Regions from separate parts of the Mus musculus genome. Here all the other regions are linked to region 5. A link is a loop called in an ENCODE intact Hi-C map of the cell type or tissue named here. Cell type or tissue: left cerebral cortex. All regions are shown on one strand.

Region 1 (4,000 bases), 62 kb after region 5:
CACCATTGTTATTCCTAGGAAATTAAGATACTTGGTTGTTATAAATTGACTTTCTGTTCTAATTTTTTCTGTTCTCACTATTGCGAAGCTTTATGTGGTATCTTTTCTTTGTTCTTGACCGCTGTGTGATACTGTACATTCACTTTATTTTTATATACATGTTATACCGGTAGTAGTATCGTTTTAAAGAATCATATTTATATATTTATTGGGTTTATGTGTATACATGCCACTGTCCAGGTCAGGGGACAACTTTGGGGACTTTTGTTTTCCCCTTCTACCATGTGGCGTCTTTGGAATCAAACTAAGGTCGTCAGGCTTGGCAGCCAGTGACTTTACTCAGGCACCTGGCCAGCTCCCAGTGTTATCTTTGTCCCATTCCTTACCTCATTGCCTCTCTTTACATCTGTGTTGGCCCTTTCTTCAGTTCCTTTCTATCTGCTACCTCTTTTATCTCTGTATTTTGCTTTTTATGTGTGTGTGTAGATGTGCTTCTATGTTTATGTTTGTATACATTTCACATGCACACATGTGTGTGCTTACCTTCACTCTAGTTTACTCCCTTTTACTACTCTCTGTCCAGGGGTGGGGGGAACTATTATGTTTGTGAAAGCAAAGCCACTCATTTTGTGTTGCTCACACTTGGGAAGGCTGTATTCTTTACAAAGAACAGTTGCCATCACACCATGCTTTGGGGAGCGTGGATAAACAAAAAGGTTTGAGGATTGGCTGGGTTTCTGTGTCCAGCTCAGGGATTAGCTGACTAATGTCAAAGAACAGCCAGTCCTTTCCTTTCCTGCAATTAGAGAACAGGAATATTGTGAACTTTGCTCTTAGTTTCAGCAGTATATTTTTAAATTCTTAGCAAATCCAGTTCAAGTCTGTGGTATCTTGTTTTATGTTGTGTTTTAGTTCTGCCTTTATTTCTGTATTTGTTTATATACTTGAAGGCTATTTTATTTTCTAGTGTTCTAGTTTCTTTTCTGTTGCTGTGATAAAACAGTTTGGCTAAAAGTAACTTACAGGAGGAAAGTGTTTATTTGAATTACACTTCCAGATCAAAGACTTCATTGAAAGAAGGAAGTCAAAGCAGAAACTTGAAGTGAAAACCATGAAAGCATTCTGCTTGCTAGCTGCCTCAGAGGCTCATACTTTTCCATTCAGCCTAGGACCACCTGCTCAGGGGATGGTGCCACCCACAGTTGGCTGGGCTCTCTCCTACCTAATTAATAATCACGATACACACATGTGAGTTAATTTAATTGTGTGTGTGTTTGTGTGTGTGCGCACACACACGTGATAAAGCTCTGATAGGTTTTGTAACCATTGAATATGTCCATCAATCACATTACACCTGCTCCTAATCAACTCATCTCCTAAATTTGCCAACACTGCTCACCACAGTGCTTTTCTTTTTAATTTCTTTTTTTAATTTAATTTTTGTCTAGTGTATATAATGTTTTGAACAAGATTAGCCCTCATTAAAAAAAAAAAGATTAGCCCTCATAAGCTAATTTTTTTGTTTTGTTTTCTTTTGTTTTGTTTTTCGAGACAGGGTTTCTCTGTATAGCCCTGGCTGCCCTGGAACTCACTTTGTAGACCAGGCTGACCTCAAACACAGAAATCCTCCTGCCTCTGCCTCCCGAGTGCTGGGATTAAAGGCGTGCACCATCACGCCTGGCTATAAGCTAATATTTTTGAAGGCTTGGTTAGGAAGCATTGGGGGATATGGCCTTGTTGGAGGCAAGGTGTCAGCCAGGGGAGGGAGTAGGGTAGAGGTTAAAGTTCAAAAGCCCATGCCAGGCCCAGCTTCTCTCTGTCTCTATTTCTATTTCTATGTGTGCGTCTTTGTGCACACACACTCTGGTGGGAGCTATTGTCTCCTTGCCTTCAAGCTTTCCACCATGGTGATCATGAAGGAACCCTTGATGAAACTGTAAGGAAGCCCCCAATTAAATGCTTCCTTTTTCAGTTTGGTCCTGGCGTCTCTTCTCAGCGTTAGTAAGACAGCTCACTAGCTTTCCCTTCAGAGTGAGCCGTGTTTCTTTGTCAGTTCCCATCTTGGCAGCCTTGGTAAGCCTTATGTATCTCTTTTTCTTGATCTGCTATTGCCTCACATTTTCTTTTTTTCTGTAAATTGCAGCTGATTTATTTATGTCTTTTGCTTGGAGCAGTGTCTTCTGTAGTTCTGACTGGCCCAAATATACTTTGTAGTTGTGGATGACCTTTTTTTCCCCTTAAACTGATTTTCTTTCTTTCTTTCTATCTATCTATCTATCTATGTAATGCATGTGGGTACACTGTCACTGTCTTCAGACACACCAGAAGAGGGCATTGGAGATGATTGTGAGCCACCATGTGGTTGAACTCAGGACCTCTGGAAGAGAAGTCAGTGCTCTTAACCGCTGAGCCATCTCTCCAGCTCTCCAGCCCTGTGGATGACCTTAAATGCTGATCCTAGTGTCTTGGCTTCCTAAATCCTGAGATTATAGGAATTTATGATTCAACTGTCTGTAAGGCCTCTAAGTTGACCACACCCATCATTTTCCAGGAAAAAGAAACCAAGACACATTTTCTAATTGATATACTGGCTCTGGGCATATTTGGGAAGTTAGAAAATTCCTTATGGAAAAAAATTGCTAATATACAGTTATCAAGTAGCAGATGGAAGGTTGCCACATCCAAAGTATGCAGTATGTCTTGGTTTCTTTTTCCTCGAAAATGCTTGGTTTGACCAATGTCAGGATTTGGGAAGTCAAGGCAGTAGGATTAGAGTTTAAGGTCATCTATAATACATAATAATATATAAATAACACATATTCAAATATGTAACTGATTGAAAAACTAATGGTCAGTCCTGCCTAGCTATTGGCTAACATTCTGACTTCATGTTGCTCTGTTCTGCTCCCAGGTACTTACTCTGTAAGATTCTGACCCTATTAAATGTGCTAACATGACCCGCTTGCCCTTTCCTGTGAGGAGGTTACACTCCTGCTCCAGGACTCTGCCTTGGATCATGCACAGTTTCTAGCCCACTCCAGTTTCCATTTGGCTTTGCCTTAGTAGCTGCACTGGAACAAGCACCAGGAAGTTGGACTGGACTTCATTTCAATTATGTGAGTTTATCTGTGACCTCTCTGCTGACTTCTCATTTATTTATCAATTTTGCCAATAGTCTCTGAGCTCCTGTACCTCTCTCTGCTTTATCTCTCTTTGGCTGTAGAGGCAAGTGCTCCTTTATGTATAAATTCATGACAATTTTTTTAAACTAAATCTCACTGGAGGAAGTGGTACACTCCTTTAATCCCAGCACTTGGGAGGCAGAGAGGTAAACTCTCTATGAATTCAAGGCCAGCCAGGTCTGGTCTACATAGTAAGTTCTAGGACAACCAGAACTGAACAGTGAGACTGGTTAAGAGTTCTTGCTACTCTTCCAGAGGACCTGGGTTTGGGTCCCAGTGCCCACATTAATCACAACTGCCTCTGACTCCTGCTCTGGGTATCTAATACCACCCACTGGCACATATACTTACATGCACATACACACACATGGATGCACACATACATAGAATCAAATATAAAATCTTAAACAATAAAGTTATGTTTTGTTACAGTTTACATATTTTCTAAATATATTTTCCTAAATTAATTATTATTTAGCATTAAAATATACTGGAGTGCTTCTTTGAAGCCAAAGAGCTTCGTTACTGACATGATAATAATTTGGTTGTTTATACGTTTTGAAAAATATTAAAATGTTCCAAGTTACCATATTCTTTAAATAACACTGGGTAAAATGTTATCTCTGAAGTGTTGGCTTGTGAGTAGGAGGGAAATTATACATTACTGTGTTATATAAAACTGACTCATGAGTGGGTGAAAGATCCTGAGAATACCAGGACACCCACACTAGAAAAAGCCAATATGTGCTGTTCCTCTTTATACCATGTTCCAACAGTCTGCTTAATGAAATACTGTTCATTAAACAAATCTCAGTAAT
Region 2 (4,000 bases), 310 kb after region 5:
TACAGGCACATGATGGAATGAAGATGCCTTCGCCTCTGCACATATGTGCCCGTGTGCATGCATACACACACCACACACACACACACACACACACACACACACGACTAACAATAGGCTTAATAATGACAATACTGAAGGCAATGGGAGCAAATGGCTGGAAAGGAAATGCATTTTGTATGTGTTTCAGGGAAGAGTATTTCATGAACTAAAAATAAATAAGCTAGTGTAGGAGCCGGGCATGTGGCTCAGCTGATCAAGTTTTACCTAGCATCCACGAAGCTCTGGGTTTGCTTCCCATACTAAGCTGGGCAGGACACACACCTGTAATTGTAACACTCAGGGGGTGGAGGCAGGGGGATTGTAAGTTTAAGGGTATCCGTGGCTACCTAGGGAATTCAAGGTACTAACTACATGTAGGCTGCTCTATGAGACCAGCTCTCAAAAACAAATGAACAAACCTATAACACCCCTTCTGGTAGCTTTAGGCTAAGGTTTTCTGAAATCACTTCACAGCACTATGTATACCACACAGGGAGAATATACTCTGAAACACTTTCCCGCATATCTCCTGCTCCATCTATGAACTCTTCAGCCTACTACTAATAACACCCAGTTCTTGTTTCTTTTGTTATAGAGTTTCCTACCTCTGACATAAGCTACAGTAGCCGAAGAACTGGGGTAAGATCAGTTCCAGCATGTTTGACTTCATTAAACAACAATAAGGGTGGTGGTGGTGCACACTCTAATTTCCAGCACTCTCGAAGCAGAGGCAGACAGATCTCTATGAGTTCGAGACCAGCCTGGTCTATAGAGCTAGTTCCAGGACAGCCATGGCTACACAGAGAAACTCTGTCTCAAAGAAAGAAATAACAAAATCCATAAATCTCAACAACAATGACAAGCTCCCACAAACTTCTCAGTCAAATCTTCAGCAATAATATTGTGGAGAAAATTTAAAAAAGGATGACTACTTTATGGAGAAGCTAAGTATTCATGGGAAAACCATTCCATGTCCTGTGAGGTGCTTCTCTGGGCCATCTCCTGCTCCTGGGTAGTGGGGTGAACAGGTCTCTTCATTTTCTGTCTTCGTTTTTCCTTCATTTTGTCTCTGTTTCTTAATGCGTTTAAGTTTGGGGGACAGGGTCTCACTATGTCACCTAGACTGGCCTTGAACTCACAGAGATCCCCCTGCCTCTGCCTCTCTAGTTCTAGGATTAAGGGTGTGGATTGCTGCTCTACTCACCTCATACCTTTGTCCAAATCCCATGTTACTCTTTGCCGTTCACACCCCACCCTGATGGGGGAGAGTTTTCCTGCTCCTATAAAGCGTTACAGGTAAAGATCCTGGGAAGATACTTGTTACTTGTCAGTTTTCTCAGCTCTCTTGGCCTTCAGTGTCCTAGGAGACATACAAACATCGGTGCATACCTGTGTGTTGGTGCATACCTGTGTGTCAGCACATGTGTGACACCTGTGCACACCTGTGCATCTGCAGTGAGTGACACCTGTGCACTTGTTTCCCAGGCACTGTCCACCTTGCTTTTTGAGACAGGGTCTCTCACTGGCCCGTTACACTAGGCAAGCCAGCTAGCAGACTCCAGGAATCTGTTTTACATCCTCAATACTGGGATTCCAAACTTGTTCCACCACAGCTAGCTTTTTAAATGTGGGCTTTGGGGCTAAACTCAGGTGTTTGTACTTGCAAGGCAAGCAGTCTACTGACTGAGCTGCCTCTTCATTCCTTATTTCCTTTTTTTTTTTTTTTTTTTTTTGAGACAGAGTTTTTCTGTGTAGTCCTCCTGGAACTCACTCTGTAGACCAGGCTGGCCTCAAACTCAGAAATCCGCCTGCCTCTGCCTCCCAAGTGCTGGGATTAAAGGCGTGCGCCACCATGCCCGGCTTATTTCCTATTTTTGAGAAATGGGAAAAAATTCAGACAATAACATTGAGAGAGAAGTATCCTCTAACACTTGAATTTCTAGTATCTGGGGTTTTTGGTTTTTTTTTCTTTCCTGCTTGCACCTAGTTGGCAAGTGAAAATTGAAGTCATAGCTCTCAGTCACTATGCATAATCCATGTCTATAAATAATCCCATATAATTAGGTACAGAGTTTGTGTACATAAGAAAAGGCCACAAAGGAACAAAACCAAAACTAAAAAAACCACTTAAGGACTTTATAGCTTAAGGGCCACAAAGTTGAACGCTATAGTTTGCATTGCACTGCCCTCTAGAGGTTGGTAATAATTAAGAGTAGCTGACTTTGAACTAGAGGGCAAGGAGATTTAACAGTTAGTTATTAAGGAGTTTGGAGAGATGGCTTAGCGCTTAAGAGCACTTGCTACCCTTGAGGACCTGGGTTCAGTTTTTAGTACACATAGGGTAGCTCACAACCATCTGTAACTCCAGTGCCAGGAGATACAACAGACACCTTGGTACACATATATACATGCAGGCAAAACACCCATACGCCATCCACATTAAATAAATCTTTTTTTAAGCTATTGAGGCTTTTCTTGTTTTTCGTTTGTTTGTTTGTTTGTTTGTTTTGAGATTGGCACACAGCTCAGACTGGCCGCAAGCTTGCTGTTGTACCTGAGTATGACCTTGAACTCCTGATCCTTTGACTTCTACCTCCAGAGTCCTTGGATCATAGGCATGCATGCACCATCACAGCCAGTTTGTGGATTTCTGGGGGACTGAATCAAGTGGTTTCTGCATTCTAGGTGAACAGTAGCAACTGTGCGCCTACAAAGCCCTTAGCATTGCTAAGTTTTCAAATTTAAAGCTGTTCCCACCTAAATGACTCAGCAAAACAATGAGTTCATCGGTCCTGGAAGAACCCTTAAGCTACATATAACAACAAGCTTAAAGTGTTCTCAAGAGGGCTTTAACATTTTCATCAGTCCCGTGGAAACTAAAAAGAAAAGAGAGATAAAATACTTCCCATTTTAAAATTTAACATTTAAGCTGGGCATGGTGGCCCACACTTTAATACCATTGCTTGGAATGAAGGAGTAAGTGGATCTCCAAGTTCGAGGTCAGCCTGGTCTACAGAGTGAGTTCTAAGGCAACCAGGACAAACAAAAACCAGCTAGACAGCCAGACAGAAACCCTGCCTTAAAACAAAATAAACAAAAAAGCAAGCAAACAAACTAAATAAATAAACAACCCCACATAACTAATAAGTATAACCATGAGTCTTGACATGTAAATTTTAGCCTTTTTATTTTTTGAACATTTGATAAGTATGGGTGTTTTGTCTGCATGTATGTCTGTGCATCGTGTGCATACAGTGCCCATGGAAGCCAGAAGAGGGTGTCAGATCCCCTGGGACAATTACACACTGTGAGCCATGATGTAGATGCCACCCTAGAAGAGTAACCAGCACTCAGTTAACTTTAGCTTTAAAAAAAGATTTACTTTATTATTCCTAGTTATGTGTATATATGTATGTCTGAGTTTATATGTGCATGCAAATGCCTAAGGACCCCAGAGGTATCAGGTCCCCTGGAGCTGGATTTATAGGTAGCTATGACCCACCCAACATGGGTGCTGGAAACCAAAACTAAGTTCTCTGCAAGAGAAATCTATACTCTTAACATCTGATCTAACACTATAGCACCTAATTATCTTTTAAAGAGTCACTTAATCTTGATTCTGGAAAAGTACGGAGAATGATATTTTAGTTATTTTGTGTTGTTTTTTTCTCCCTATTTTGGGGGCTGGGGATCCAACCTAGGGCTTCATGTATGCTAAGCATACATATACTATACCACTGAGCCAAATAGCTTTGAGATTTTTTAAATATATTTTTAAGTGTGTGTGTGTGTGTATCTGCCTGTCTGTTGTCTGTCTGCCTCTCTTTCTCTCTCTCTCTGTCTGTCTCTGTCTGTCTGTCTGTCTGTCTGTCTGTCTGTCTGTCTGTCTCTCTCTCTCTCTCTCTCTCTCTCTGTGTGTGTGTGTGTGTGTGTATGTGTCTATGTGCATGTAGAAATCACA
Region 3 (4,000 bases), 110 kb after region 5:
CATGGAGGTGTGTTGTCCTGCTTTCCATTTGACTGTGTGAGGTGTCAGGTTGAGATGAGCCAGGTTTTGGTGTTACAATGATGTCTTAGTTCCTGTTCTATTGCTGTGAAGAGGCACCATTACCATAGCAACTTATGGAAGACAACATTTAATTAAGGGCTTGCTTACAGTGACTCATGGTGGGAACAAGGTAGCAGCAGGCAGACCAGCAGGAATGAGCTACAGCAGTAGCTGAAAGCTTACACCTGATCCACCAGCTGGAGGCACAGAGCAAGACTGTGCCTGAGTTTTTGAAATCTCAGGCTCAATGTTTAATTTGTGTGTCTGTCCTACAGTCTGTTTTTTGATTAATATCTGTCATATGAGAGCAGAAGTGTGCACCTCACTTATGAGTATAAATAGTATTTCGAAGAGAAATATTTCATCTCTGTGAAATGTGTGATGGCGTAGGTTGTGTTCTGTTTCCTGCTTGTTAGTCGTTTCAAGATCAACATTGTGCTTCTCAAAGGCGTTTTCTTTCTTTATAATTATGTGGACATCTGAATGTCTGAATAGGTCTGTGCACTTGTGAGCGCAGGTAACCATGGAGGTGAGACCAGGGGAATCAGATCTTCTGGAGCTGAGGTTTGGCCATCCAGCATGGTTCTGGTAGCCAAACTTAGGTCCTCTGTAAGAACCTCATGTATGTGTAAGGGCTGCACCCTCTCTAGCCCTTTGAAGATGTTTTCTTCTACATCCATTTCTGAAGTCTTTCTAATCCTTTATTTCTTTACCTTGAAAGCACTGTGGTTCCATAAGCTTTGATTCAGATCAAGGCATTTCCTGGCATTTTAAGTTAGGCTGTGGGATGCTATATTTTCTTCCACAGTGTTTTTATTCTGGAAAGGTGTCATTTTCACACTATAATTTTAGAGAATGCAAATTATGGATCGTTATTCCATCCTAGACCCATATTTTATATTTAAAATGTCATGCTGCATTCAAAATAAAAGTTAAGTGAAGTGCTCGATCAAGATGTCATTTTGTCTTTAAAAAGTTTATTAAATTCCCGAGTAACAGCCTAAAGAAGCATGCTAATGCAGATGGAATCTGAAGAACGAACGATCTTAGGGCCTAAGTAACCAAACACCACAGACCCCATTTGATTTGAGAGGCACAGAGAAAAGAGATTACTCAAGCAGAGTACCCTTACTCAGAATGCCACATGGTAGTCACTCTAGTGGATTCTATTTAGAGGTAGCTATAAATACAAATAAAATCTGGAGAATGAAGCACAGTGAATAAATTGATCGACAGTAGTTAAGTGAGAGAAGGTATAGAGCCCACTTAGACCCTTGTGCACCTTCTGGGGTTAAATCACTTACCCCAGTTTCTATTTCCTTTTATATTTTTCCACATTTTTCTTGGCAACATGAGAGACTTCAGAAGTGGCACCTTTAATAAATGTTCCAGTGCTTATAAAAGGAAGACTTGTGAATAACCCGGCCAAGCATCGTGTGAGCCAGGTGTGATAGCACAAGCCTTTAATATCAGCACTGGGAAGGCAGAAGCAGGTGGATCTCTGAGTTTGAGGCTATTCTGGTCTGCACAATGAAGTCTAGGCCAGCCAGGGTTACATAGTGAGACACTGTCTTGAACTAAAAACAAAAATATGCTTTGGGAAGACATATCTGTCCTCTCTTACATTGTGCTTAGAACTTAAAAGTGTCCCAAGAAGATCTGGGGAAATTGTGCTTGCGTCTTATGTGTTGTAGGAAATTATTATTATTTAAAATAATGAACTGACAGGTTCCAGCACTATGCCCAGCTACTCTCAGCCCCAGGGGACTAGCTGGCCTTTTCTTATCTGGTGGAGACTCTGGCCCGGAAGGTCCTGAAACTTCTCACCCAGCTCACTTGGTTCCCACTGGCGGGTCGCTACCACGCCAATGCTTCAAATCCCCCACCCCATGGCCTTTGTGGCACACATCAGGCAAATCTACGCACCTTGCTGCGGTACCTTCTCTCTGGAACCCAGTCAAATCACTTCAAGAAGAAAAACACCACACAAACTTAGCTCAGAAACAGTGGTAGCTCAATCTCTGGGCGCTACAACTAAAACCCTCTCTTGTAAGCCCTGTTTAATCTGATTCCTCTAGTGAAACTCTAGCAGCTACATCTTACCCTCATGCTATCCCTGTTCCAAAAGACCTACCTCTCTCCTCCTCCTTCTCTTCCTCTGTCCAACCCAGAAGTCCCACCTATTCGCCCAGTGATTGGCTCCTTTAGTCATTAGGGGATTGGTTCACAAGAACAGCACCAGGCCCCTCTACAACACTTATGTACAGGGCTCTGGGTTCAGTTTTTTGTGTGGGAACACATCAAATTCTATACCAGTTCTACTAAGGAGAATTGGTTGTCTAAATTTTCTTGAGACGGTGAAATGCTACTTGATAGTATATACTCAAGGTGTTATGTCCATTATTAGCATAATCAGGGTCCTGCTCACCTCCATATGTTCTCCAGCACTGCGTCATTTACTGTTCTGCCTCTGGCTAAATACAGGGCTGTCTATTCCTTGAGCACATGGCTCAGTTGTGAAGTAAATAGTTAATATACTGAGCACTCAACGTCTGTTTGAGGAATAGTTAAGTAAGATGTGATATAAATTCTGTATTTGTGTTTGGAAAGACTTCTGATTTTGAATCATTCTATATTGAGTTGGTGTATGAGGTCATTTTATCCCACCTACTGCCTCTAGCTTGTTTTTTTAAATTAATCCATTTGTTCAAAAATTATTTTTAGGAGGCTAGATAGATGGCTTAGTGATTAAAAGTCCTGGATGCTCTCCTAGAGGACCTAGGTTCGATTCCTGGCACCTACATGACAATAAATGACCATCTATGACTTCAGTTGTAGAGGATTCAACATCCTCCTCCGGCCTCTGCAGACAGTAGACATGCTTGTGCTGCACAGACATACATTCAGCCAAAATGTATAAGCCTTCATGCTCTAGGGATCAAAATGATTCAAGCTTTCACTGAATTGTCACGTCTGGCACTAACCAGGTAATTATAGATGACTGTCATGTGAGGATGGGAAGAGGAAAGGCCTGATGGCCGGGTGTACCAATGTGAACCAGTCAAGACAGTCAGAAGCATCCTGTGAGTAAATATATTCCTTTCCTTTTCAGAAAGTGGAAATTCTATATGCTAAAACCAGAACAAGAGAGACCACTGTGCCCTTGAGGAACTAAATATTCAGCTGAATATTCTGAGCTAAACCAAGGTCTCTAGACAAAAACAGTTAGTCAGGAGTTAGATAAAGATAGGGCTAGGTAGGAGTCAAATTACAGTCTTGTTCATCAGAATGTAATAGGAAGACATTGTGGGTGTCTTCCCCTTCTCTGTGTCTTCTGCAGGCATTGGTTTGCAATAATACGTAAGAAAATGTACTATTTTACCATTTTAAGTATATAATTTGGTATCTTTAGATACATTCATATTGTTGTAAAACAAAGCTTTTAATTTCTAGCACATTTGTCACCCTAATCTAAACCTCTATACCCATTCACCAATGTTCTCCACCTCTTTTTTTAGCCTCGGCACTGTAAAGTTATAAAGTGTGGCATGGTCATGTGTGATCAGATTTACAAGTTTCCTTGTTGTTTTCAGGGCTATATTTTTATATGGTCCAAAACTAATAGAAGAGTAAACAAATTCATATTTTTTGAAAAAGAGATTATTATATTAAAAATATTAGCATTTTTGTCCCTTATAATATTGACCATTTTTCTACATAAATGTTTGTTATAGTATATAAATAACTATTTTTTATAGTTGTGTGGTGTATTATTGAGATTGTAGTATGGTTTCAGTGAGGGAGTTTGCATCGAGAAGTGGCATATTATTGGACCTGTACCATAGGTTCTAGAGTGACAGGGCTTGCATCTCAGGACATTTTTTTATGAGAGGCAGTTTATTGTGTCTTTGAACACAATAAGAATTTGAAAGTTTCTGTG
Region 4 (4,000 bases), 200 kb after region 5:
AATGTGCCCCAATACCAGCGCCTTCTTGAGTGTGTGTGTACGTGTCTGTGTGTCTGTGTGCATATATATATATATATATATATATATATATACACATATGTAACCAATACCCCTTAATCAATATAACTTAACTTCCTACTTTCATGAATGGAAAGAATAATGAAGATAATTTTCCAAAGTGGATCTCCTCCTGTGCTGAGGCTCGTTTACACAGTTTTCACAGCCTGAAGTCCTTTTCCTTTTGAGACAATCTCTATTACAGACTAGTCAGAAACTGAGGCTATAAGCACGCTTTTCCATACCATAGCTCTGGCCATTGCTAAAAGTCCCTACCAGCTTCTAGAACAATGGGTGTGTGAGCCTTCTAATTTCCACAGTTTAGGTCTGAAATACTCTTTCATCACTTTGCTTAACCCAGGGCATCTCAAAGTCTCAGGAGCCCTGGAGCCTGTTCCTTTCTGTGCTGTCACCCCGGTGTGGGACTCAGAACACCATCCTGGGCCAAGAGCAGCCACGGAGGACTCGCACATACCCGCTGAGCATTCACAAACAGCTTGTGGATGATGCGGCCAGCATGTCCTCTTCCTGCCCCAGTGACTGATACCTCAGGCTGCTCCAGCAGGCAGCTGACAAACCTAGAGGAGGAAGCAGGAAGGGTCAAGCTGCTTGTTCTTCAGGGAGCCTCATTGGCAACTCCTCCTAAGCCCACCCATGGACAAGTGAGAGTGACAGAATTGCCTGGAAAGAACTTGGCACAGCTCTGATCCTAGAACTCAGGACTTCGCTGTCTATCATTACAGGGCAGAATATTTCATTTTGTTCTTTTGTTGCTGGGTTTGCCTTGGCTAACCTGAACAGCTACTATGTATTCTGGGCTATTCAAAGTTACCTCTTGTTTTAGCCCTGCAAGTACTGGGATTAAAGCCACCATGCCACCCTCTGTCTGCAGCAGGCCCTCCTGTGGACACAGCAGGGCACAAGCAACAGTACCTTTCCAGACCTTCCTTTTCCTCCTCGTGCTCACACTTCTCAGTTCCAAATTTGGCCTTCAGGGACCGGGCTCGGGCTATTATAGCTTCCACAGTAGTAATCTGAAGGATGATTTCCTGGAGCAGAAAGGGAGACAGAGATGAGGAGCCTTTTAGCCTTTTTAGAAGCCAATGAGATGGCTCAGCAGGGACAGGTCCTTGTCACCAAGTCTTACATCCTGAGTCTGTCCTCTGACCTCTAAATATCCCATGACATGCATGCATACCAACATCACTATCCAATAAATGAGTGTAAAAAGAAAATGTAAAACATAAAAAAAAAAAAAATTCAAGTAATTACTGCCAGGTGGGGAAAACTCTTGGCAAGACCGTGACAAAACATACACTTACTTCCAGTTTCTTGTCCTCAGGATTGGGGAAATGCAGAACTTTGCTGGAATGGGCTATGATCTGCTTTATAATCTTCTTAACAGAAGGAATGTTTTCCAGACTTTCTATTTATATTAAAAAAAAAAAGAAAGAAAGAAATTCAAAGCCATAGTTAAAAATGAAACCAAAAACCCTTCTTTGGCAATGGGCGTAGGGACTGACAACTGAGACATTTACCTTCTTCCTTTACCTTGAGAACAGCTGCATGAATCACACAAGGCAGGAGGTGCCTGGCTAGGTCTGCAGGCTTCTGCATGGCCAGGTAGTGCAGGACCTGAGGGAGACACAGGGGACCCAGAAATACTGCAGGGCGGCCTTCCTGGGGCACAGAGGCCTGACCTCAGCTCACTCTTGCCTCTTTCCCAGCTAAGCAGCAGCTATGGCAGAGGCAAGCATGTAGGAACTGTAAGAACTACTTTCTCAAGCTTTCCAAGTCTTTATGTTACACGTACAAAGGAGGAGCATGCAGAGAACGAGGATGATCTGTGAGCCACAACACCAACATGGCAGTTAACAGCAGCGTGTTGTCAATCTAGGATTTCTTTTTTAGGGCATTAGATAGAGCCACTAATAATAAATGTGTAAGTGTTATTTTGTTACTTGATTTTCTCAGTACTTCTAAAGATTGTTAGCGATCTTCTACAATCTGTAATTTCTTTGTCATTACACAGTAGATTTACTGGTCACTTCCTCGTACCTTTTCAGCCTCTCGGGTGTCATCAAACAGTCTCCTCTGACGTCGTGCTGGCACAGGCTTAGCAGTCTCCCAGGCTTCTACCCACATGTTGCTGGGGATCTTCATACGGGCACTCAGCTCCCCCTTCAGGACCACATTGCCCTTCTCGTCAGTCACCTCCTCCTCAATGTAGTCCCTTGGTGAGTACCACCTCACGAAATCTTCCAGAAAGCAGCCTGGATTAGCTGCCTAACACACAAAAAAAACAACAAAACAAAACCCAGCATTTTCAGACAAGCCTAGTGCAAAGTTATATTCACACTTAAAGTTTGAAAGTCACATTTAAAATAGGAGGTGTTAAAGCACCAAAAATGTTCCTCAATTTTACAGAAAAACCAAAAACCAAAAAAGCACCATTTTTATGTGATGACTTTGTACAAACTGTAGTATTAATTACTCAGTACTGAACAAAGTAGTGAATAAATGAAGTGTAGAGAGTTAAATAATGCACAGCACAGCCAGAGTAACACATGACCGAGACTCTATACTTGGTGGTTAGGCAATAGCAGCACTGGTATAAATATCAGCTAGCCTCCCTCACTCATGTTCTAGTCAGCAACCAAACTCTAAGGCTTCACACAAAACACCTCCATCTAAACTACGTCTATGCTATTAAGGAGCTGAAATCCCACTATTATTGTTCAGGTGGCTAAAAGCAAGCATTCATGCTCCAGTTATAGCACAACTACCTAGAATAATGACATATGCCAAAAACGTTCCAACAATTCTACTTTCAAACCTAGACGATAAAGCCGCCTCACACTGCTTGTGGAGAGCTATTATTAGCAGAGTACATAAGGATGGGCATGTAGCACTGTTGGTGAGAATAGTCTGTTTCAAATGTGATGGCTAAACTCATGGGGCTTAGGGTCACCATTCTTAACCCAGAGAGACCCTAACGAACCAGAGGAAGTTCTTCACTAACTGTAGAACCCGTTTGTTGTTGTTTCATTTTGTTTTTCCTGAGTGCTGAGAATTGAACCTGGGTCCTCTAGAAGAACAGCCAGTGCTCTTAACTGCTAAGCCATCTCTCCAGCCCCATAGGATCCATTCTTGTAAGGCTGTGCCATGGTTTGTGACAGTGCCTAGGATTTATGAGCAAAGGTCTGGATCCTACCCAGGCAGCACACCAGCTCATCTGTAAAGGCAGTAAGCTTGACAGTTTTCAATATTCAGCTCCTATGTTACAGACTAGTGAGTATTTTGTACTAGAGCCCTCCCCTGCCCTAAGTTCTTAGTAACATACCAGGCAGGACAGACACCTCAGCCATGACTTGTCCTCTTTTTACTGTTAAAGGATTTATTATAACGGATGGCCCAGAATAAGCCCCTATGATGTATGGGTGTCTCAGGCATACATCCATGCCCAACTCTGGGATCTCTAAGCAGTTCTAATAGTAAATTGTTCCTACAGAAAGGGAAAGGCAACTCATATGTTTAGAATAACTACTTACTTTTAAAAGTATCTATCTTTCATAGTTGTATTCCTAAGAGCCACCTTATACATGTACCTCTATTTTCTGGTTTAAAAAGTTATTATAAATTTGTAAGTGCCCAGCTCAGTCCAAAAGAATTTAATGAGCAGCAGTTTTGGTAGTGCACAATGTTAAAAGACTGCAAGCACCGTTTGCAGTCTCTTGTGTGCACGTCTGCAGAGCCTGCTGTGGAGCACACCCTGACTAGGAAGGCAGCTGATGGCAGGAGAACTGTAGTGGAAGTTGTCCACACCTGCTGACCCCCTTCTTTTTGGTTTTCTCCACAGGTCCTGAGTTCAATTCCCAGCAACCTCACAGTGGCTCACAACCATTTGTAATAGGATCCTCTTTTGGTGTGTCTGGAGACAGGG
Region 5 (4,000 bases):
GTATAGGGAGAGAGGAGGAAGCACACGGTAGTCACAGACAGAGGTCGAGACAACCAGACCAGAGACTAGAAGAAAAGGAGAGGAAGGAGGAAAGAGAAAGAAAAGGCAGTGAATGTTATGAAACGAGAGGAGGGGATTAAGGAGAGAAAAGGTTAATATAGACTCCATCAGAGAAAGGAAGGTAAGACATCAAGTAGATGTAGTTTTCTGATGCAGAAAGCCCAAGACAAAGTGGGGAAGAAGATGGAAGAGGGGAGATGAATTAAGAGAAGAGGCAAAAAGAGCCACAGACAAACCCCAAAGGAACAGGGGATGAGGAAAAGATTAAAAGTGAACTAGATGTTTAGGTGAGAGCAGCACTCGGGAGGCAGAGGCAGGTGTATCTGTGAGTTCGAGGCCAGCCTGATCTACAGAGTGGGTTCCAGGACAGCCAGGGCTACACAGAGAATCCCTGTCTCGTAAAACAAAACAAAAACAAACAAAAAGATAAATACTGCTCATGTTAATTTTTATTCTTTTTTGGAAGTATTCAATATAAAGATTTAAAAATCCGACGCTTAAAAAGATGGTGGTAGTTTTTTCCAAGCGCAAGATTGAAATGATGCATCTGGTAAAAGTCTAGTTTCAATAACAGATATCAGTATATTTATGAACCTAATTACAAACACAGTTGAGAACAAAAGACGATACTCAGTCTTCCTACGTGGCAATTTAGTGATTCTATGTTCTCTAAAACTGAAATGAGTTATTTCTTAAGAACAAAAGAATTGTCATACAAGTAGAAATGTTTAAAGATGCCACAGCAATTGCAAAGCTTGTTAAAATCTCAACTAATGTCAGGTAAAAAGCAAGTGAACTCTCAAAAAAAAAAAAAAAAAACCAAAGACAAAAAAAACCTAAAAAAATTTTTATAAACAAGTCAGTTGCATCCTTGTAGACACACTGTCCCTATCAGCATAACCATGAAGTAAGATTCCAGTTTTGAGGAAAACAAGGGGATGTCAAGTTTTCAGACGGTAAAATTAGAAAATCAGGTAATTCTAAGAATTCGAGTGGGAGTGAACATTTCTTCTCTTTGTAACATGGTATTTCATTATGCCAGCTCACAGCAAAGACAAATTTACATTTTTTCCTAAGTACTTTAAAAATTATCTATGCCTTCCTTAATCAAGGCCACAAATACTAACATGGGTTCTAAGAGTTAAAGAACTCAGTTTCTTCATTTCCAACCAGTATCTCGTTCACATTGTTATTTGCTCCATAATGAAATTTAACAATTGAACAAGCCATGCAGCTGATCTATTTTAAAATGAACTTAAACAAAACATTTCTTTCAACTGACAACTTGTTTTGCTATATATAAAAACAAACCAGCACACAGGTAAACCACTCTATTTACATGCTGTAAGAAATGTTGAAAATCTGAGATATAGGAAGGAATTGGCACTACTGTAGGTATATGACTCTTAACCATCTAAATGCATATATATCTTTGTAAAAATAATATTTTAAATGCCCTAATTTTAGATTTTATTGCATATAATCATTAATAAAAATTATGGTACTAAGTAAACAAAAATAATTTATCTTTTTGATACCTTCTATAAACATAAAAATGAGTTTAGAACCACATACCTTCATTGTACTGTCATCTGCTTCATCATACAGAGTTACTGAAAGCACATTTTCCATAGTGTCTGTACACTGACACTCTGCATTGCTCCTCTACAGAGCTGAACACTCAGATTAGTCAGGCACCAGGAGCAGAATAAAGCACTTACTGAGGACTTAAGAGACAATAGAAATCAACAGCTGCTGGTTGTGATGTCAGTGATTCTCTAGCCAGTCACCACCCAGAATATCTGGAATGCATCAGAAGCTATCTTGAGCTCTTCATTAGTAAGTCAGAAGCAATGATGTAAGAGCTAACAATCTGACTATGCAAAGACTGCCAGGATTTGGGAGGTTTCTTGCTAAAAATTACTTTTTTGCACCATGACACCTGATCCGATCATATTGCAAAAAAGATAAAATGATCATATTTCCTAAAGAATAAAGTAAGGAATCTGATATTGTTAATATATATAATTTGGAGGGGTTGGTTTTGTTTTTTCAAAACAGGGTCTCACTATGTACCTCTGCCTGCCCTTGAACTCCAAAGAATCTGCTTGACTCAGGCTCCTGAGTACTAAGATTAAAGGTGTGCACTACCACACCACTTACAATATATATAAGTTTTAATATATATAATATATATAAGTTTTAAGTGACTCTTTAGTATCACTAAAACACACACACACACACACACTCCAAAAGCTGACATCTCATGACACTTTTAGTATCTTTAAACTGACTTTTTGTCACAGGAAAAGATAATACATTTAGGGGGCAATTCCTTGTTGCTTAATGTGTTTTTGCTAAAACAAAGCATCTGCATATTTAGGAAGAAGCATTACTTCTTCACACCAATAGATGGAGACAGTGACAGAACTATGACAAAGGATATCTCAGCTTGCTGTCAGATGCTGTCTACCTTAGCCCAAGGATGACTTAAGTAAGACAAGGAATCAAATGAAAAGAAACTCATTAAGCATGAAAAGAAAAACAAAATAAAGATTAGTCTCACCTTTTGGATAATACACTGAGTAACTGAAAAGTCTTTATTCTATTTATCTTAGTTTCCTCTTCTGTTAAACAAAGATTCTATTTCCACAAGAATGCAGAAATGCTCTAAGGACAATGCTCACATATTACCTGCACTAACTGAAGGAAAAAAATACATGTACCACTAACTAGAAATCAAACTTGTCTTGTACAAAGTATACAATTCTATAGTTTCTGAGATCAGCAGGGCTCTTTAGAGCAGTACGGCAAGCACCAAGACAAAAGCTACAGACATTATAATATACTTATTTTCCTTAAAGTATTCCTTTCTAACGCCCCTTTCCCCAAAACAGGCTCTGGCTCAGCTTCACAGATTTATATATACTTTTTTCTGACTATAGAACAAAAGATAATCTTGACAATGCATGATAAAGGTAAGAGAACAGAAAGGAAGCTTTCTAAATTGGTTTAACAGTGATAGGATAACAAAGTCAACTTAGGTAATTACTGCTACAGCAGTGAAAATAAGGTTCTGTGTGACGCTTGAAATGTAAAGACTGAATGGGGACTGTTTATTACTGGACTTTGCTTCTCTCCCTCCAGTGCTATGGAGTCCACCTTAAGTCAGCTGCTAAACAAGCACTGTGTGCTACTGGGGTTCACTACCAACAGCTTGCTTACCCTTTTTTCAAATTAAAGGGAAGCCTTTAGTTGATAAAGCTATCTGAAAATGTTTTAATTATGATTTCTCACTAATTTAGAATTTATAAGACCTAAGTATTTCCAAATCTTAAAAAGAAAGATTATCATTTGAAGCATGGAAATACTCATTTCAGTTTTTGCCATAAGTGTCTTGCTTCATTTTATTATGTATGTCAGCATGTCCATCTGCTACATAACAAGTTCTTGTTGCCATTTTGAAGTAAAGCTGCCTTGAAATTATGCTTGCCACTTAGCAAAGATTTCATCTGAGAAAAAAATCACTTGTACCTTTTGTTAGAAGTAGTGACTATTTCTGGTGTGTGTGTGGGGGGGGGGAGATGAGCTGGGATGGTTGCTTTGGGGGAACTTAGGCTAGCATTTAATTTTTATATCTTTAGAACAGCTAAACAGAAAGAACATACATGCTACAGGATGGTACAATGAAGATATGAGAACTAGGAAGAAACTGCAGATATCTAGTGCGAAATTCTTCAAGATACGCTATGACTTGTTTTTGTCTTCTGATGTAATAGTTATATATGCTGTATTAATCTCCAAATACATAATAATCACACAATTTAGATTATTGGTCATTCTCTAGCTAAAAAGCTAGCCTAAACTCTTAAGAATGTAAATCTGAGGGGGTTGGACAGGTAGCTTAGCTGTTAAGAGCACTCTCTTAACAGAGATCCTG
Region 6 (4,000 bases), 310 kb after region 5:
AGTTTACCCTTGGAAGGTCAGCATTCACCCTGCCAACAAACTAGTATGTTGAGTCACCACCTTAACGTTTAGATTTTAAAAAGTGTGTATGTGTTCACACATGTGTGTATACATGTGCAAGCCAACCTTGGCTGCTGTTGCTCTAAAGCCAACCTATCACGGCTGGCTGACCCCAGGTAACCACACGTGCGTCTGCTTCCCAGGGCTGGTGTTACAAATGTGTGCCCCAACACCAAGCTTTTAAATGCGGATTGCGCTTACTGAACTCAGTTGCTCATGCCTGTGTGGCAAGTGTTTGACTGAGCATCTCCCCAGAACCTCTCTGAGCTCTCAGTCTGTGATCTTACAGGACTTTGACCTTGAAGATGACTTCAGCCCGTTCATATTGGCTAGGGAAGGAGCAGCTCCCAGGGGTGAAAACTGGCCACGAAGGACAGAAGGTATATCAACTTGTCCCTAAAGATAGCACTGTTGCTTTGGGGTTCTCTGGCAATTTCAGAAGTATGTGGTGAAATTTTGAAAACAACTTGCAAAGGGAAAGAACAGAAGCTGGAGAGACAGCCACTGGTAAAGTGCTTGCTTTACAAAGATAAGGCCCTGAGTTTGTTCTCCAGAGCCCACATAAAAAATGCCTGATGCCCCGGCCTACCTAGTGAGTGTCAGGCCAGGGAGAGACCCTGTTCCCCAAAGACAAAAACAAAACTTACAAACAAGAAATCAAGATGGACAGTGCCTGAGGGATGACACTGGCATCATGTGTATGTTCGTATACATAAACACACACATTCAGAAGGAGAGGGAGAGGAGGGCAGGGGGAAGGGATCAAGGAGGAGAGGGGAGAGGGAGGGAAGGAGGGCGGGAGAGAGGGAGGGAAAGAGAAAGAGGAGAGAGGAGAGAGGAGAGAGGAGAGAGGAGAGAGGAGAGAGGAGAGAGGAGAGAGGAAAGAGGAGAGAGAGAGAGAATATGACTAAAAAACCCTCCATCTTTCTGTTATATCCTTTATCTGGATCAGGCTTGGCCTGCTGCCCCTCCCTGGACGGCCACCTGCTCCTGCTCTCTGTGGTTACATAGTTACTGTTCCAGCCCAGCCCCAGTCTCATGCTTTCCATTTCCCATCATTCCTTTCCTCTACCTCTGTGCCCCGTTGCACTGTGCCAAGCAGCCTCCAGCCTTCCTTAGTCTTAGTCACTGCCTTTCTCCAGGCTGAGTACAGAGCATAACTTGGTAACAGTTAAAATAATGATCATCATTGATCCTGGAAAAACTGATGAAAACAAACGACCCCTGCCCCCCTCTGGAAGAGTCCTGTGCTCAAACTGCCTCTGACTTTCATAAACTTTAAAGCCAGGTCCTCAGAAAGCCCAACAGTGTCTCAAGTTGCCTGGGGGGGGGGGAGGGCGGGGCGGGGGGCTCTTAAGGTTTTAAACCTTAATAATTCAAAGAAACAATGATCTTTTTGACAGAATTTCTCTTTGTAGCTGATGGATTTCAGTTAATATAGGTTCTCTGGGAGGCAGGTGCTGTCTGTTATATTCAAGGGGAACTTTTTATCTCCAAACAGGACACTGATCAGTCAAAGACTCTCCTCTCCATCTGGAAGATTACATTTTAGTTATTTTTTTCTACATGTATATATGTGCGTGGATATACACATACCTCAGCCTATATACACAAGTCAAAGGATAATGTGCCAGTCGGTCCTTTCCTTCCACCATGTGGGTCCTGAACACTAAACTCAGCTAATGGGGCGTGTGTCAGACTCCTCACTAAGCAAACCTACCCTGTATCTGGAAATTAACATAAAACCAACCTTTCGATATTATGACTTCAAACTGTCATCCCAAAGCTCACACTCAAGAACAGTGCACTCAAGTCTCTCTCTCTCTCTCTCTCTCTCTCTCTCTCTCTCACACACACACACACACACACACACTTTCAGGATATTTTAGCCAAGTATATAATTTTGTGGTGGGCCACACTCACCACCATCCTTAGCTGGAGGTGGCACATACTTGGCACAACATGGACGTGCTGGAGAAATTGGCCAAGCCCCACCCCCTAACTAACATTTATTCTATGACCCTTAGGAGTAGACTTATCTAAATAGATTAAAGCATTTCATCCATTAGGAGTTCACTCCTTTCTTTCTTCATCTACTCTTGTCATGACTTTCTACAGGTGTGGAGATTATTGTGACGTTTCCACCGGATCCTCTCCAAGAAGCAAGCCAAGAAGACTTGAAAGAAAGCAAGTAAGGAATATCCTCCAAGGTACTGGGCTGTAATTTAAGTAGAAAAGATGGCAGTTGTGTGGCAATGAATGCGATGAAGAGGGGCTGGACAATAAATAGACATTTCAGGTGTGTGGGCCATATGACGTCTGTTGCAGTGATGGAGCTCAGCCGGAAAGAACACTTGCTGGCAAGCATGAGGATCAGAGCTCAAATCTCCAGTATCTATGTAAAATGCTTGGAATAGATATGTGTATGCCTATAACCCCAGCACTGTGGGGAGGTAGAGACAGGAGGATTACTGGGACTTGCTGGCTGTCAGCCTAGCTTCAGGTTTAGTGAAACACCTTGTCTCAAAGAAATCTTCTAACCAGTGTGGGACACCCAATGCCCTCCACTGGCTTCCATTTCAATGCACATAGGCAAATGTACCTGCACACAGAGGAGTAGCCCCCCAACACACATGTGCGAGCACACATAGACACAGAGAGAGAGAGAGACAGAGACAGAGACTGAAGGTCTGATTTGGCTTCAGGGCTATAGCATACCTACATTGTTCTGGAAAAATGCTATTCTGTAGCCCATGACCAGTACAAGACAATGTTAGTACAGACCATGAGGGTGAGCATTAGTAATTTGATAGTACAATCTCACATCCACTGATCAGTTGATGCAAAAACAGTTTTTGACTCTTGGCATTCTACTCTAGTTTTCATTACATTTGTCAAAAAGTATCACTCCGCAATGACTTGGAAGGTTGTAAGATGGCTTCTTCTGGCACTAGAATTCAAAAGTCAGAGACAGGAAGATGACTACAAGCTTAAGGTCAGCCTGGTTTACATATCTTGTTCTAGGGCAGGCGGCACTCTTGGGAAATCTCTTTCCCCAATGAGATGTAAAAAGTGTCTACCCCTCCTTATAAGGTCCCAAAGACAAACTAAAGCATGGCTCTACCAGAGGTCACTTAGAGAGCATCGGGGAGGGGCTTATGGGAGCATGGAAACCCCAAAGCAGCCACATTGGAAAGTCTTCAACCAGTACCGATGTTGGCTTCCCCAGAGTCAGGTATGGAGTCTTTGTCAATTAACCTTCCTTATCGTTTATACCCTAATACCTCCTGAGGTCCCATGCAATTAGGACAGAATTGTGTACAGTTGGTTGGCAGGACTAGCTAGAATCTCAGGTGAGGTTCCACGACCCTCCTAGTAAACTGGCTAGTGATAGATCTCCTACCAGCAGGAATAGTCAGCCTGATGGAAATGGTGGCTGTTTTGTTTGGAAGATTAACTATACAAAAGCAAGGCTCTGTCTTTCTCAAAGAACTAAACGATGGAGTTGGGGGTGCAGCCCAGCAGGCAGAGGGCTTTCTTAGCATACATGAAGCCCTGAGTTTGATCCTCAGTGCTTCATAAACCGGATATGGTGGTGCATGCCTGTAATCCTAACACTTGGGTGGTAGAGGCAGGAGGCTTCCAAGTTCAATGCCATCCTTGGCTACATAGCTAGTTTGGGACTAGCTTGTATTATATAAGACTCTGTTTCAAAAAATAAATAATAAAAATAAGGTAATAAAAGTAGCTAATGAAAATAGAAACCAGTTTCCCATTGCAGACAATTTGAGAGTACTGGCCTGGCTAATTAATTCGTTTTGTCTGACTCTCCTGTTCCCACGAACGGGGACTAAGAAAGGATCACTGACTAGGACTGAATCCAGAAGGCAGAGCTGGCAGGAGCAGGCCAGGACAAGCAGGGGGACTTCTCCTGGTAGGA

Evidence for each region. A loop is a pair of places that touch in the nucleus more often than their neighbours do. Peaks named below come from ENCODE experiments on the same cell type or tissue, not always from the same donor. Only the 100,000 strongest peaks of a DNase experiment are listed, where the experiment ranks them.
Region 1: it touches region 5 in a loop (6-fold over the local background); 2 of 42 quality-filtered maps call a loop at or near these places.
Region 2: it touches region 5 in a loop (8-fold over the local background); 18 of 42 quality-filtered maps call a loop at or near these places.
Region 3: it touches region 5 in a loop (6-fold over the local background); 2 of 42 quality-filtered maps call a loop at or near these places.
Region 4: a loop joins it to region 5, with 3 times the contacts of the local background. A loop is called at or near these places in 18 of 42 quality-filtered maps.
Region 6: a loop joins it to region 5, with 3 times the contacts of the local background. A loop is called at or near these places in 18 of 42 quality-filtered maps.

Annotation. Positions count from the first base shown.
Region 1 is chr1:128,077,862-128,081,861 of GRCm38, reverse strand. All of the region lies in intron 2 of Zranb3 (zinc finger, RAN-binding domain containing 3), which reads left to right. Among named protein-coding and RNA genes, the nearest start is that of Zranb3, 23 kb to the left of the region's middle. In left cerebral cortex, a CTCF peak has its summit at 2,343 (motif pointing right); DNase peaks (open chromatin) are centred at 2,026, 2,338, 3,425 and 3,876; H3K27ac peaks cover 3,528 bases.
Region 2 is chr1:127,825,734-127,829,733 of GRCm38, reverse strand. It overlaps Map3k19 (mitogen-activated protein kinase kinase kinase 19), which reads left to right. Exons shown (of 14, transcript NM_011737.2): 10 at 635-678. Among named protein-coding and RNA genes, the nearest start is that of Map3k19, 27 kb to the left of the region's middle. In left cerebral cortex, CTCF peaks have their summits at 2,232 (motif pointing left) and 3,311 (motif pointing right); DNase peaks (open chromatin) are centred at 2,239 and 2,767.
Region 3 is chr1:128,028,552-128,032,551 of GRCm38, reverse strand. The region is part of intron 6 of Zranb3 (zinc finger, RAN-binding domain containing 3); the gene reads left to right. Among named protein-coding and RNA genes, the nearest start is that of Gm28800, 70 kb to the right of the region's middle. In left cerebral cortex, no CTCF peak of the experiment used is centred here; DNase peaks (open chromatin) are centred at 253, 850, 1,503 and 3,088; H3K27ac peaks cover 3,445 bases.
Region 4 is chr1:127,935,681-127,939,680 of GRCm38, reverse strand. Rab3gap1 (RAB3 GTPase activating protein subunit 1) reads right to left here. Exons shown (of 24, transcript NM_178690.4): 19 at 2,116-2,343; 20 at 1,596-1,692; 21 at 1,380-1,483; 22 at 991-1,106; 23 at 533-635. Among named protein-coding and RNA genes, the nearest start is that of Gm28800, 23 kb to the left of the region's middle. In left cerebral cortex, CTCF peaks have their summits at 951 and 2,241 (motif pointing left); DNase peaks (open chromatin) are centred at 2,223, 2,725, 3,212, 3,902 and 2 more places; H3K27ac peaks cover 3,289 bases.
Region 5 is chr1:128,139,728-128,143,727 of GRCm38, reverse strand. The region is part of intron 1 of R3hdm1 (R3H domain containing 1); the gene reads right to left. It also overlaps the pseudogene Gm29383. Among named protein-coding and RNA genes, the nearest start is that of R3hdm1, 38 kb to the right of the region's middle. In left cerebral cortex, a CTCF peak has its summit at 2,466; DNase peaks (open chromatin) are centred at 1,831, 2,466, 2,919, 3,581 and 2 more places; H3K4me3 peaks cover 2,186 bases; H3K27ac peaks cover 3,522 bases.
Region 6 is chr1:127,830,975-127,834,974 of GRCm38, reverse strand. It overlaps Map3k19 (mitogen-activated protein kinase kinase kinase 19), which reads left to right. Exons shown (of 14, transcript NM_011737.2): 7 at 350-440; 8 at 2,179-2,251. Among named protein-coding and RNA genes, the nearest start is that of Map3k19, 22 kb to the left of the region's middle. In left cerebral cortex, no CTCF peak of the experiment used is centred here; no DNase peak of the experiment used is centred here.